Linked DNA regions of Homo sapiens: region 2 is linked to region 1. Evidence: read pairs that join two places in POLR2A ChIA-PET (ENCODE). Cell type or tissue: PC-9. All regions are shown on one strand. Each heading gives the region's core, and the rest is flanking DNA. Links, peaks and the distances in the headings are about the cores only.

Region 1 (2,915 bases), core at 184-2,683:
GTGACTCCCACACTCCTCTCCTTGACCTCTCAGACACTACACCCAGTGATTAGCAACATGGACCATACTTCAGCTGTGCCACTTACTTGGTAATTTGGGCCAAATACTTAATAAACTCTCCTGTAACATAGAGGTAGGAACCGGCTTTGCAGGGCTCTTGCGAGGATTAAATAAGATCAGCGTGAGAGATGCTTAGGACAGAGGACGTGCTTAATAAATATTAGCTCCATTCCAGACATCTGTCACCCAGCCGCTTCCTTCTGTTTTCTTCCCATCAGCCTCTTTCCCATTTATTTCCTTCCTGTTCCCCCGTAGGTCTCCTGGTCCATATGCTGCCGTATTGTATCTCCACTCCCTTACCCCCTTATTCTTCCCTCATACCTTCCTGGCAGATATTCAGCTTGGACCAACCTAACTTTCTTCACACTAATGTCTAAGTTGCTAGAAAAAAATTAACAGTGGGACAGATGCTTGCTACAGTAACTTCAGATCCTGTGGCCTCCGAATACTCCCTGGCAATACTCCCTGGCAATCCTTATGCTCTGCCCAGGTCAACTGTTTTTCCTATTCTCCAAAGGAGCAATTTCAAACCTTCATCACTTTCCTCAAACTCCTTCCCCCATCACACTCCCCATTCTTTGCAGATAATTTGTGTCCTAATTTTCAGGAAAGAACCTAAAAAATCATACTAGGACATTCTAAATCCCCCCTGCCCAATCCACAGATCTTACTGTTATCGCTGCCCATCTTCCTTCCTCTTGCAGCCAAGAAAGGGGTTCCACTTTTGTGTTGGATCCAATCCCTTGTCATCTCAGAGACCTTGAATCTGCAGTTCTCTCTGTCTCTCTTAATGTCTTCTACTCCACCATCCATAGTGCCTTCTTCCTGTCAGCATTGAAACAAGTCTCTGTCATCTTTAAATATACTCCCTTCAAACACCTTCAGTACACTCTCACATCCTCTCATCCTTTCCCATTCCATTTCATGAATCTTGCCTCTTCCCTAGCACTGTCTAATTTGCTAAAAGAGTTGTATTCACTCATGATTGCCATTTCCTGGCTTTCTATTCGTTTTTCAACCTGTCACCCCGATCTCTGCCCCCAGCACTCCCTGCAAGAGTCTTTTCTGATAGATCCAAAGGATTCCTTGTTTGGGAATGTTCTCTGTTACTTGACCTCTTAGAAGGATTTAACGCTGCTGACTATGCCCTCCTTGAGGCATGTTCTCTCTTTGGCTTCTATAATGTCAGAACTCAGAACTCCATAGCCACTCCCCAGTTTCTGTTGTCCAGCTCTTAAATACAGGTGTTTCTCAGGATTCTATCCAGGGCTCTCTTATCCCTTCAGGTTACAATCTTGCTTATAAACTTCAGAACTGTATGTTCAGCAGCCTACTGGCCATCTCCACTAGATGCCTCCCAGGTATGTTAGAATCCGCAATCTCAGATTGAACTCAAACTCTTCTCCCAAACCTGTTTTTCTTCCTTGTCAGGGTGAGTAGCAATAGCATCTGCCCTGCAGCCTGAGCCAGAGAATCCTGAACACTTGTTGACTCTTCCCTCTCTCACTGACTTTATCTCCAGACCATCACCAAGTCCTGTAATGCTGGTGAGGTGAAAGGAGCATGGATTTTGGTTAAAATTCCAGTTCTAATTGTGGTTTGCTCAAACTACTTAATCTTTCTCAGCCTCAAGTTCCTCATCTGTTTAAAGGAAATAGCAATACCTAATTTAAGTGGTTTTTGTCAGGATAAAGGAAAGCCTTTACTTGGTAGGTGATATGGTTTGGCTCTGTGTCCCCACTCAAATCTCACCTTGAATTTTAGTAATCCCTCATGTTGTGGGAGGGACCCAGTGGGAAGTAATTGAATTATGGGGGTGGGCTTTCCCTGTGCTGTTCTCGTGGTAGTGAATAAGCCTCACAGGATCTGATGGTTTTGTAAATGGGAGTTTCCCTGCACAAGCCCTCTTGCCTCTCGCCACGTAAGACTTGCCTTTGCTTCTCCTTTGCCTTCCACCATGATTGTGAGGCCTCCCCAGCCATGTGGAACTGTGAGTCCATTAAACCTCTTTCCTTTATAAATTACCCAGTCTCAGGTATGTATTTATTAGCAGTGTGAGAACAGACTAATACAGTAGGCATTCAATAAATGTGAGTCCTCCATTTAGTAAACATGACTGCTCTTCTGTTCCAGTCCTCTCTCTCCCCTACCCTATCACCACCTCTGCTGACTTGCCTTATTGTTGAGTTGGTGTGAACATAGTTTCCTGACTTTGAGACTCCCCCTGCAATTAGATTTCCCATAGTTCCTTCATGACTAAGGACTAAGTGCTGGTCACCACAGCATTGTGTGGGGTCTGGGAGGCAGATGCCAGATGTTACTGGCACATAATTAGATGTGTATGTACTTCCAAGTCTTGTCTCTTAGCTGTCTCCAACGCCACTGCACCTCCGTAAGCCAAATCCTCATCATCTCATTGGGCTACTGCAGCAGCCCCCTCTAAGGCATTTCTCTATGCCCTCTCTCACTTCAGCCCTTCTCTACCTGACCATCAGAGCTGGTCTTTCTGCCCTGAAACCTGCCATGGCTTCTCTCTTCTGGTGAAGTGAAGTTCACACACTCCTACGTGCAGCCTGCCTTGCCAGCTCATCTCCCTTGCATGCCTGTGCCAGCCCAGTGGCTAAGTCCTCTCTGACCCAGTGACACCTTTCATGATAAGGGAGCAAGAAGGATGCTTAGATACTGATTGAGAAGCTGAATACTATACTTCTTGGGTCTAGTGGCTAGTAGGACAGGCATAAGACACTCAGCTAAGACCAGCTGTCCAGAAAACTGGGACCAAAAGACACAGGAAACCCAGGAGGGCTTAGAATTCTGTAAGAATCACCAGTCATAAAATAAGGAGGAAAACCTAT
Region 2 (2,915 bases), core at 88-2,587, 330 kb before region 1:
CTTCAACCTCCCGAAGTTCTGGGATTATAGATGTAAGCCACCATGCCCAGCCTGTCCTTTTATTTTATCCTTCAAAAAGTTTTTGTTTTACAGAAGGAGTTTCATGAAATGCTATTGAGCATGAGTAAAAGTAAAACTGGGCCTGGAATGAGTGGATAGATCCCTCTGAGGTCTGGCCATCGATACCATTTTTGCTGATGTCAGGGAGTGGAGACTTGACCAGAATTCTTCTTCTTCTTCTTTTTTTTTTTTTTTGAGACAGAGACTTACTCTGTTGCCCAGGCTGGAGTGCAGTGGCACGATCTCAGCTTACTGCAACCTCCGCCTTGTGGGCTGAAGTGATTCTCCAGCCTCAGCCTCGTGAGTAGCTGGGACTACAAGCTCACGCCACCACGCCTGGCTAATTTTTTGTATTTTAAGTAGAGACGGGGTTTCACCATGTTGGCCAGGCTGGTCTCAAACTCCTGACCTCAAGCAATCCACCCGCCTTGCCCTCCCAAAGTGCTGGGATTACAGACGTGAGCCACTGAGCCACTGTGCCTGGCCTTTTTGAGACAGAATCTCACTCTGCTGCCCAGGCTGGAGTGCAGTAGTGTGATCATAGCTCACTGTAACCTTGAACTCCCAGGCTCGAGTGATCTTCCCACCTGAGCCTCTTGAGTAGCTGGGTCTACAGGCATGAGCCACCATGCCCAGCTAGTTAAAAAACATTTTTTTTTTTTTTTTTTTTTTTTTTTTTTTTTTGTGGAGACAGGGTCTTGCTATGTTGCTCAGGCTTGTCTGAAACTCTTGGCCTCAAGTGATCCTCCTGCCTCAGCCTCTCAAATATTGGAGTTACAGGCATGAATCACTGTGCCCATCCCAGAAATCTTGTTGTCTTTATTAAACTGAGAGTGGTGGTAGAATGGCAGAAGATGCTCCTTTTTGTCATGTAACATGAAGTAGAAGGATTTGAAGGGTTTTTCGTATAGAAGGTATTTTATTTGGAACCATAGCAAGAACTTGATGCCTTAGAGTAGTTATTACGTGACCAGTTATGTTGAGGCAAGACTTGATGAAGTTTAGTCAACTGTTAGTCCACCTACTTTTGATTTCTTTCTTGCCCTAATAACAGGCTGCCTCTGGGATGTACTAATGATGACAGATGAGACACTGGTCACACTGGTAGGAAGGGACTTCATGTGGTGCAAAGTACCTTGAAATTATCTCTGATGAAATCATGAGGGGAGAAGGGCTGATGAAGTACCCTGCCCTCAGTAAAGTATTGGTGGAGTGTCTGGTAGACACGGAGAGGTTGTGTGACCCAAACCGGATGAGGCAGGAAGTTATATAATGCTAATTGAAGAATTCTGCATTATAAGTTCCTTTTTGGTCCTCCTCTAATGAAATTGGATTGTTTCTATTTCCCATTAGGCTTTGGTGAGGAGAAGTTTGTGGTGATTATCTAGATGCTGAGGGATTCAGAGAGAAGCCCCAAACATTTCTGTTTAACTTCATTTTTTTAGGGACCAGCTTTCCACATGGGAAATAGTTGCCTTTTTCTCTGATGTCTGCCACTGTTAGCTTTAATCACTTTTAAAAGGTTGAATGCAAAACTCTAGCAACAGTTATACCAAGAAGGAGCTATTATTATTTTTGTTTAATCCTTTTACTTATGGCACAGTATTAAACAAGGTCAGAAATTTACATGTTTCTTTTTAATTTTAGTTAAGTTTTGTAAATGAAAAAAAGAATTGTTCTGAGATTTTTTTGTTGAAATAATGCATTTATTTTCTTTATGTTTCACTGAATTTTTGCCAGTTCAAATCAGTCTTTTATAATAGTTTGCAAGTAAGGATGCCTTATAAGTTTTATGACTGAAATATGTCTTATTAACAAAAAACAATTTTTAATAAATGAATTAGGGCCCAATTTGTGTTGTGTAGGATTATTATTGGTTAAGACCATATTTTTTTGATTTATTTAAAAAATTTATTTGATTGATTTAAGACTGATTTATTGAGGTATAGTTGACAGGTTATAAACTCTAAAGTGTACAGTTTGTTAAGTTTTGACATATGTGTGTACTTGTAAGACTATCATCACAAACAGGACATTGATCATATCTATTATGCCCAAAGCTGTTTTCATACCCCTGGCTCCCTGATCCCTATCCCAGATAACTGATTTTTTTTTTTTTTTTTTGAGACAGAGTCTTGCTCTGTCACCCAGGCTGGAGTGCAGTGGCATGATCTTGGCTCACTGCAAGCTTCGCCTCCCAGGTTCATACCATTCTCCTGCCTCAGTCTCCCCAGTAGCTGGGACTACAGGCACCTGCCACCATGCCCAGCTAATTTTTGTATTTTTAATAGAGACGGGGTTTCATTGTGTTAGCTAGGATGGTCTTGATCTCCTGACCTCGTGATCCGCCCGCCTCGGTCTCCCAAGTGCTGGGATTACAGGCGTGAGCCACTGCGCTTGGCCTAACTGATGTTTTTATCACTGTACATTAACTTTCATTTCCTAGAATTTCCTCTTATTTTATATAAATGGAACCACACAATATGTAGTTATCCTTCTTTCACTCAGCATAATTGAGAGTCATCCCTGTTGTTAAGTGTATTAGTAGCTGATTCCTCTTTATTGCTGAGTAATATTGCATTGTATGGATGTACCTCAGTTTATTAATACATTTACCTACCAATGGACATGTTGGTTGTTTCCAATTTTAGTTATTAACAAATAAGGCTTCTATAAAAATTTTGTTTACAAGGCTTTGTATGGACATATGTTTTTATTCCTCTTGGTTAAATACCTAGGAGTAGAATGGCTGGATCATATAATAGGTATATGCTTAACCTTTAAGAAAACTGTCAATGTTTAGTTATCCGTAAGTATTTCATAGTTTTTGGTGCTATTTGATATGGTTTGGTTTT

The links. Peaks named below come from ENCODE experiments on the same cell type or tissue, not always from the same donor. Only the 100,000 strongest peaks of a DNase experiment are listed, where the experiment ranks them.
Region 2: POLR2A ChIA-PET joins it to region 1 with 11 read pairs; 5 of 35 experiments call an interaction of 5 or more read pairs at or near these places.

What each region holds. Positions count from the first base shown.
Region 1 is chr2:232,294,665-232,297,579 of GRCh38, forward strand. The region is part of intron 13 of DIS3L2 (DIS3 like 3'-5' exoribonuclease 2); the gene reads left to right. Among named protein-coding and RNA genes, the nearest start is that of ALPP, 83 kb to the right of the region's middle. In PC-9, for the core only: no CTCF peak of the experiment used is centred there; a DNase peak (open chromatin) is centred at 1,507.
Region 2 is chr2:231,965,932-231,968,846 of GRCh38, forward strand. All of the region lies in intron 1 of DIS3L2 (DIS3 like 3'-5' exoribonuclease 2), which reads left to right. Among named protein-coding and RNA genes, the nearest start is that of DIS3L2, 5.7 kb to the left of the region's middle. In PC-9, for the core only: no CTCF peak of the experiment used is centred there; no DNase peak of the experiment used is centred there.